Regions from separate parts of the Homo sapiens genome. Here region 1 is linked to region 2. Evidence: chromatin contacts called from ENCODE Hi-C data. All regions are on one chromosome and are shown on one strand. Each heading gives the region's core, a stretch centred on a gene start or an enhancer-like site at or near the end of the contact. The rest is flanking DNA. Distances are from core to core; before and after follow the strand shown. Region 1 holds the start of LY86 (lymphocyte antigen 86). Region 2 has its middle 8.7 kb from the start of MIR4645.

Region 1 (5,297 bases), core at 2,060-4,559, 3.7 Mb before region 2:
GAGGATCTTTCCAAAATGCAACCTCCTGGCCAAAGGGAGGCAGCCCGCCATTGTCTGGGGTCTTGCTCATGTCTTCCACTTCCTCTTTCAGCCCTTTGTGTTTTCAGCCCTCCCGCAGTTCCCTGAACCCTGTGCCTGGTCCCATTTTCCTGCCTTCACGCATGTCATTGTCTCTGCCAAACTTCTCCTCTCACCCCTCCTTTAGTCCACTTTGCCTGCTGATTAAACTCTAGACCACAGGGAGTTTTAGAGCATGGGTTCTGGAGTCAGGCAGGCTGGGGATCAATTTGTTTTAATTCCATCAATAGTTCCTCAATGTCTTACCTTCTCTGTGACCCTGGGGATATAATTCTGCCACTATTAGCTGTGTGGCCTTGGAAAAGTTCACTAGTCATAACATCTTTATCCCTCAGTTTACACATCTGCAACATAAGAATGATGCATGTAAAGTACTTAGCCTGGTGGCCTCCACCAACATGAGGTGTTATCATTAGTATTTTCATCAGTCTTTAAGCCTCAACTTAGGCTTGGTGACTCCTTTTCCAACAGATCCAGATACCAACCTCACCATCGTCTGACTACTATGTCCCTGGTGCACAATGCCTGCCTTCACTACAGCCTTTCACACAAAGCATTTACCCTGTTGCTTAATTGTCTGATCGTCCCACTCCCTTGGATGAGAACTGCATCTCTTCCATCTCTTATTCTGAGTGGCTTGGCTAAGACATTCACTGACTCCATGGGGAAACTTCACCTACAGAGGAAAGAGCCATCCTCCTGTGGGCAGGTGATGTGTCCTTGTTCTTTCCCTGACGTGCCCAGTCCTCTTGCAAGTGACTTGAAAGGATGCACCAGCCTGGCTGCAGGCAGAGGGTGAGTCTGGGAGACAGATCAGCTGTGGCAACCTTTATGCAAGGATGAATTGGAAAAACCAACCCTGACCAGTCCATTTATCTCACATCTTGCTTCTCATCCTGCACTGAAAATGAATGGGATACTAGTGGTCCTGACGCCATGGGAAAACCTAGAGTGACAAGATCAGCACTTCCAGCATCCAGTCGTTCATTCTCTTTTACTTATTTTTAATTTTTGTGTGTGTGTGCACTTCAATGTCCCTTATTTTTAAAAGTGAGGTCAAATTGAACAAATGGCCCTGGTGACTAGAGTGACCATCTGGACCTCTCTGGGCAGCTCTTTGGGTGGCAGTTGTAGGATCAGGTACTTGCTCAAGCACTGCATCCTCATCACTCCCCAGCTTAGAGTGAGGCCAATTCAGATGCTTAATCAACTTCTCTTTTCCATCTCCTGTAGTTCAAACGGCATTTTGCCCCCATCTCCCTCCAAAGTGGCAGATATCACAATGCCATGCGTTTGCACAAGCCAGTCCCTCTAACAGCAGATGTGATCCTGAGGCTGGGCTCCTGAGTTGCTCCCCACTTGGGAGCCCTGTATGGGATGAATTGCATCCCCTCAAATTTATGTATTGAAGTCCCAACCCCCAGTACAGTACAGCCCCCTTATCCAAGATTTCACTTTCCAAGGTTTCGGTTACTCTCAGCCAACTGCAGTCCAAAAATATTAAATAGAAAATTCCAGAAATAATTCATTAGTTTGACATTGAGCATCCTCCTGAGTAGCATGATGAAATCTCGTGCTGCCCAGCCCACCAGGAACACGAATTGTCTAGAATATCCATGTTGTCTCTACTACCGGCCTGTCCGTCACTTAGTAGCTGTCTCATTTATTGGGTCCAAAAACCATAGTATATGTAGGGTTCAAAACGATCTATGATTTCAGGCATCCACTGGGAGTCTTGGAACGTATTCCTAGCAGACTGGGGGGGGACTACGGTATCTTAGAATGTGACTGTATGTGGAGATAGGGTCTTTTTTTTTTTTTTTTTTTTTTTTAAGACAGAGTTTCGCTCCTCTTGCCCAGGCTGGAGTACAATGGCACGATCTTGGCTCACTGCAACCTCCACCTCCTGGGTTCAAGCAATTCTGCCTCAGCCTCCCAAGTAGCTGGGATTACAGGCGCGTGCCACCATGCCCAGCTAATTTTATATTTTTAGTAGAAACAGGGTTTTTCCATGTTGGTCAGGCTGGTCTTGAATGCTTGACCTCAAGTGGTTCACCCTCCTCAGCCTCCCAAAGTGCTGGGATTACAGGTGTGAGCCATCATGCCCTGCTGGAGATAGGGTCTTTAAAGAGCTGATTAAGCTAAAGTGAGGCCATGGAGGTGGGCCCTAATCTGATATGATTGTGTACTTATAAGAAGAGGAGATGAGGACACAGATGTACACAGAGGGAAGAGCACATGAGGAGACAGGGAGAAGATGCCACCTAGAAGCAAAGAAGAGAGGTCTCAGGAGAAACCAGCCCAGCTTCCAGAGCTGTGAGGAAATAAATCTGTTATTTAAGTCCCCAGCCTGTGGTGGTTTGTTATGGCAGCCCTAGCTGACTAAGACACAGCCCGATTGGTTGGTTCTGACACTTCTTACCACAGTTCACTGCATTCTCTTCACTGAATTGCAATTATCTGTTGGCGTATTGGGTTGGCCCGCTGGGGTGACAGGCCTGGCATATGCACTTTTATTATCTCTAGCACTGAGAAACCCTGGCATTGATAGCTGCATGCGAAGTGCTTGCTGAATTCATGAGAGCTACTGCTGCAGTGAAAGCTCTGAAAGTGTCCAGAGAGGGACAGGAATCTTCTCTTTGGGCAGAAGTGATCTTTTCACTTCACTTGCAAAGTACATCAGATGGAAAGGTAGCCCAGGTGTACGGTGTTGAGGAAGGGCCTACTGGAAGCTGCTTTTCCTAATTTTCAGCTGGTGAGGTTTGATGATTTGGTAGACTCACTGATCATTTTGTTCTTTTTTGGGTTCTGTGGTGTTAGTAAATGGCTATATTTAGATTCAATTTCTCTTTCTTGTACTCTTTGTTGTTCTGCCATTCTCTTCCGCTCCCAGTCCTGGCCCCACCGCTCCTTCTTCCAAAAGCTCCCAGTGGCCCTCCCAGACCTGCTGCAGGTGGAGAAAGTGTTCAGCTGCTGGTCCCCTCTCCCCTCCCACCCCAACTCCAACTGAGCACTAGCGGCTCACATCTGTGGGCCTTGCTTTCCCCATAAACACACATGGGTGTACTGCAAGGGCTTACCGCAACTCTGGTAGAGCACTTCCAAGCCGCTGTCGCTACAGACCACGTGTGTGGGCCAGGCTTTCCCACCGCCGCCTCCACTGCAGCTGGGAAAAATCAGAGTCCAGAGGAAGAGAGTGGCTGTGAAACCCTTCATGGTGGGGGCCTGTATGGGACACACAGAAAAATAACCGGCCAATAAAAAGCCTGTAAAATTTCTTCCTCTCCCCTCACCAAGGCAGTTGGATGTTCAGTTTCACTTCTCAAATTTTAGACTCGCTGGGAACCACAGTCAGAAGTAAAAGGCTGAGAGCAGAGGCATTTGAATACTGTTCCCCCAGGACCTTGAATCTACAGGTGTGGCTGGTCTGGTCTGGGGTAGGATGCGTGCTGACTTTCTGCTTTCACAGGGAGAGGGTCAGTAGTGATGCGTGAACTTACCTCTTGGGGGCCCCTCAGAACAGCCTCCACCCCCAGGTGAGGCTGTAAACTTGGGAAAGACAAAGCGCAGGCCACCATCTGTTTCCCATCTCCAGCCCCCGAGTCTCTGCAGGCTCTTGATGCAGGCTGTGTATGGACCCAGGGACCTGGCTGCAGCCAGCAGGCAGCAGTTGATAGCACGAGGGCTACAGAATGACATTTGGAATCTGGAATGAGGCTTTGGCCCTATTGTCACTTTCCTCTCCTCTGGCTTTGGCTCTGCTCTTAGGTTTGGGATTTTAGCAGTGAATTGTCCAGCTGCAGAACAGACCTTGTTTTGGGAGCTGCAGATGTGGTCTCTGGAGATGAGGCAGAGGCAATAGCCCTGAGAAGTGAGCCGTGTTCTATTTCTGGGTTTGGCTTGGTAGAAAAAGTAGGAAGGGTGGGGAGGTGGGGCCACCCTTAAGGAGGCTGGTTTGCTGGTTTTGGTGTTAGTGGGATCATTGACATCACATCTCACTTTCTCTTCAAAGCCAAGATTCTGTCTTCCTTCTTCCATGTATCTCTATTCTGCTGCAGGACAGCAAGGTTTCTCAGTCTTGATTCCTCAACCCCGCCCCAGCTTCACCTTAATGTAAGAGGACCAGAGTCAGTGCCAAGGTCAGCAGATTTCAGGAGCAATAGAAAACACTATTTTCCCTGGGAGGAACAGCATTTTTCTGAATGCACTAGGTAAATTTACTATTTCTGCTGATGGCTAAGCAAAAATTAGAGTTAGCTCAAAACTTTTTTTGAAATAGGTGGAACATAATTACCAATAAATTAATTGGTAAATAATTTGGATTTCTTGATAGACATCAGAGAGTGGTCATTTGGAGAAGGAACAGTTGTGGATTGATTATTTTTAGGTACCTCTGCAAATAAGTTCAGTGATGATGGCTTTCAACAGCAGTTCTCAAAGTGCGGCCTGGGAAGATGACAGCCTCAGCTTCCACTGGGGGCTTGTTAGAGATGCAAATTCTGGGCTACTCAAGACCTATTAAATCAGAAACTCTGGGGGGCGGGACTCACCATTCTGGATTTTCACAAGCCCTCCAGGTGTGCCTGATGCAGTCTCAAGTTTGAGAACTGCTGGCTTTTACAGAACATAAAGCGAAGGTTGAGCCCCAAGGGAGTGGTGGGAAGTTGCTCTAAGAAGAGACAAGGTGGCCCCTCTGGCCTGTGTGAGCGGAAGGCAGCTGCGCTGTGAGCAAGATCTCGGGAGATGAGAGTCTGAAGCTTATGGTGAGAGCAGCGGCCCTGGTGGAAGCGTGGTAGCCCCTAGAAGGTCCAGGATGGAACACAGAAGCTTTCCCTTGGGATATGTGAGTGCTCCAGCAGTTGTAAAGAGAGCTCTGAACATATGTGAGTGAGGAGAGCAATTGAGGGTGAGAACTTCCTTCCCTGCAAAGTGCGTCATGATTGACACTGGAGGAGGAGTCCAGGAGTGCAGGGCAGGGAGCAGAAAACCTAGCAGAGAGCTGTGGGCAGCTGTGGCAGGGAAATGGTCTTAGTATGTTCTGGCTGCCATAACAAATACCTTAGACTGGGTGGCTTAAATGACAAGCATTTATTTCTCACCATTTTGGAGGGTGGAGGTCCAAAGTTGGAGATTAAGGTGCTAGAAGATTCAGTGTCTGGTGAGGGGCCTCTGGTTCACAAATGGTGCCTTCTGGCTGTGCCCTCACATGGTGGAAGGGG
Region 2 (2,500 bases), core at 1-2,500:
GGAGTGATCCTGTATTCAGTGTGTCAAGTCCACCTCCCCTTGGGGAGCCTTAAGAAGCCTCAGCCTGGGGGGATCATGTATGGCCTTCCTCCTAGGAGATGTGTTTGGATGATTAAATCCACGAGTGTATCTCAGTCCTTGGTGCAATGCCTGGGGCCGGATAGGTCCAGCGAGGTTGGATGTCGGCATGTAATCCCAGATACCCCACCTTCCACAGCTGTGCATCAGTGTTTCAAAGGAAAGTGATCTACACAGTTTTATTAAATAAACAACAGCAGCAACTTGTGTGTGGGGTAGGGAGTCTTAAAATCAGCAAGGTAAGGATAGAACGATGTCTCCATGTCTATCTGTGCAGAAACTGTCTTGAAACACTAGGACACTGTCATGGGCTGGATTGGGTTGTTCTTCACTCCCCTCAATTCATATGTTAAATTCCTAACCTCCAGTATCTTGGAATGTGACTGTATTTGGAGACAGGGTTTTTACAGGGGTAATTAAGGCAAAATGAGGTCATTAGGTCACCCAATATGACTGGCGTCCTTATAAAAGGGTTAATTTGGACACGGACACATACAGAGGGAAAACACTAAAGAGCTATAGAGAGAGGAGGGCCATCTGCAAGTTAAGGAGGGAGGCCTGGAACATATTCTCCCTCTGAGTCCCAAGAAGGAACCCACCTTACTGACACCTTGATCTTAGACTTTCAGCCCTCAGAAATGAGACAATAAATACCTTTCTGTTGTTTAAGCTGCCCAGCCTAAAGTACTTTGTTATGTATGGCAGCCCTAGACAGTTAATACAAATATTAATATCAACAATTCGTCACAATGATTCCTTTTGGGTTTTTAAATGCAAATGAGTGCCTAAACACCAGAGATGATTTTCTCTTTAGCTGAATCATGTGAGTATTCTGAGTCAAGTTTATATTTTTAATAAGTTAAAACATTTTGCCTTCCCCTTTCCGTCATCTGGTTGTGGTCATCTGATTTGAATAACATCTGCTTTCTTTTAGAATGAGAACAAAGCCGTTACACTCATATATAAAATACCTTCTCACCACCTGTTTTGGGGGATTAATGGTAGTTTAAAAATTAAGTGCAACTCAAGTTGTGGCCAAGCAAGGCCGACTGACTTCCTGAGATGTTAGGATCCTGTTCTTGGGGCCACCTCATTTGTTTGCATGGCTCCAGGGGACACCTTTCACATTGGGTATGACTGGAGCATCATCCTTGAAGGTGGGTGACTCTGCAGCCCTGCCTACCCTCTGGTGACATCTGAAGTGTTGTTGACATCAGCTTTAATTCAGAGGAACTCTACACAAATGTCTTGGGTACTCCTGTGTGCTGAATACTGTGGGAAGACCATTCTTCAAGGACTTTATGATCCACTCCAAAGGTGGAAAGGCAAGCCCACCTTCAATATGACATAGAACATGGTAACAAAATAGATGTGTAAAGCACTTTTGCTACTTAGAAACACTTTAGATCCATTTGACTATTTGATTTTTTCTAGCTTTCTTGAGGTATAGTTGACAAACAAAAATTGTATACATTTGCAATGTACAATGTGATGTTTTGATATATGTCTTAGTCCATTTTGTGCTGCTATAACAGAATACCACAGACTAGGTAATTTATAAAGAACAGAAATTTATTTCCTCACAGTTCTGGAGGCAGGGAATCCAAGATTGAGGGTCTGGCATCTGGTGAAGGCCTTCTTGCTGCCTCGTCCCATGGTGGAAGGTGGAAGGCAAGAGAGGATGAGAGACAAAAGAAGGCCCAAATTGTCCTTTTATAAGGAATCCACTCCCCAGATAAATGCATTAATCCATTCATATGGGCAGAGCCCTCATGATCTGATCACCTCTTAAAGGTCTCACCTCTTAATACTGTTACAGTGGTAATTAAATTTCAACATGAGTTTGGGAGGGAACAAACATTTAAACCATAAATACAGATACATTGTGAAATGATCACCATAGTCAAGCAAATTAACATATCCTCCACATTTACTTATCATTTGTGTATGTGATGAGAACATTCAGGATCTACTCTTAGCACATCTCAAGCATACATTCTCATGAACTTTCATAGCCATGCTGTACCTTAGATTTCCAAAATGTGTTAACTTTGAGTACCTTAAACTTTTTGAGGTAGTCTGTCACGCAGGCTGAAATGCAGTGGTGTGATCTCAGCTCACTGCTACCTCCCCCACCTGTGTTCAACTTATCTTTCCACTTCAGCCACTCAAAGTACTGAGATTACAGGTGTGAGCCAGAATGCTCAACCCATAATTCAAACTTTATACCCTTTTGTGACCGGGAATTGGTGGGGTTTTGGTCTCACTGACTTCAAGAACAAAACCGCAGACCCTCATGATGTGTTATAGCACTTAAGGTGGCACATCTGGAGTCTGTCCTTTATTGATGTTCAGATGTATTTGGAGTTTTTTTTTTCTGGTGGGTTCACGGTCTTGCTGGCTCAGGAGGCAAGCTGCAGAC

What was found. A loop is a pair of places that touch in the nucleus more often than their neighbours do. Pooled maps may share reads with other maps.
Region 1: a loop to region 2 is called in a map with no recorded cell type, with 20 times the contacts of the local background. The contact joins the promoter of LY86 here to the enhancer-like site in region 2. A Hi-C loop is called at or near these places in 1 of 168 maps with a recorded cell type or tissue (GM12878), 4 of 37 single-sample maps with no recorded cell type and 6 of 50 pooled maps.

Annotation. Positions count from the first base shown.
Region 1 is chr6:6,586,732-6,592,028 of GRCh38, reverse strand. LY86 (lymphocyte antigen 86) reads right to left here and starts at 3,309. Exons shown (of 5, transcript NM_004271.4): 1 at 3,159-3,309. The coding sequence starts at 3,294. The region is part of intron 1 of LY86-AS1 (LY86 antisense RNA 1); the gene reads left to right. RefSeq lists enhancers at 4,783-4,912, 4,923-5,012.
Region 2 is chr6:2,861,546-2,864,045 of GRCh38, reverse strand. It overlaps the pseudogene SERPINB9P1. Among named protein-coding and RNA genes, the nearest start is that of MIR4645, 8.7 kb to the right of the region's middle. RefSeq lists an enhancer at 1,012-1,341. Within about 2 kb of position 1,250, at least 8 of the 41 ENCODE cell types and tissues checked have a DNase peak (open chromatin) inside an H3K27ac peak, as active enhancers do; they include GM12878, where a contact is called at or near this core.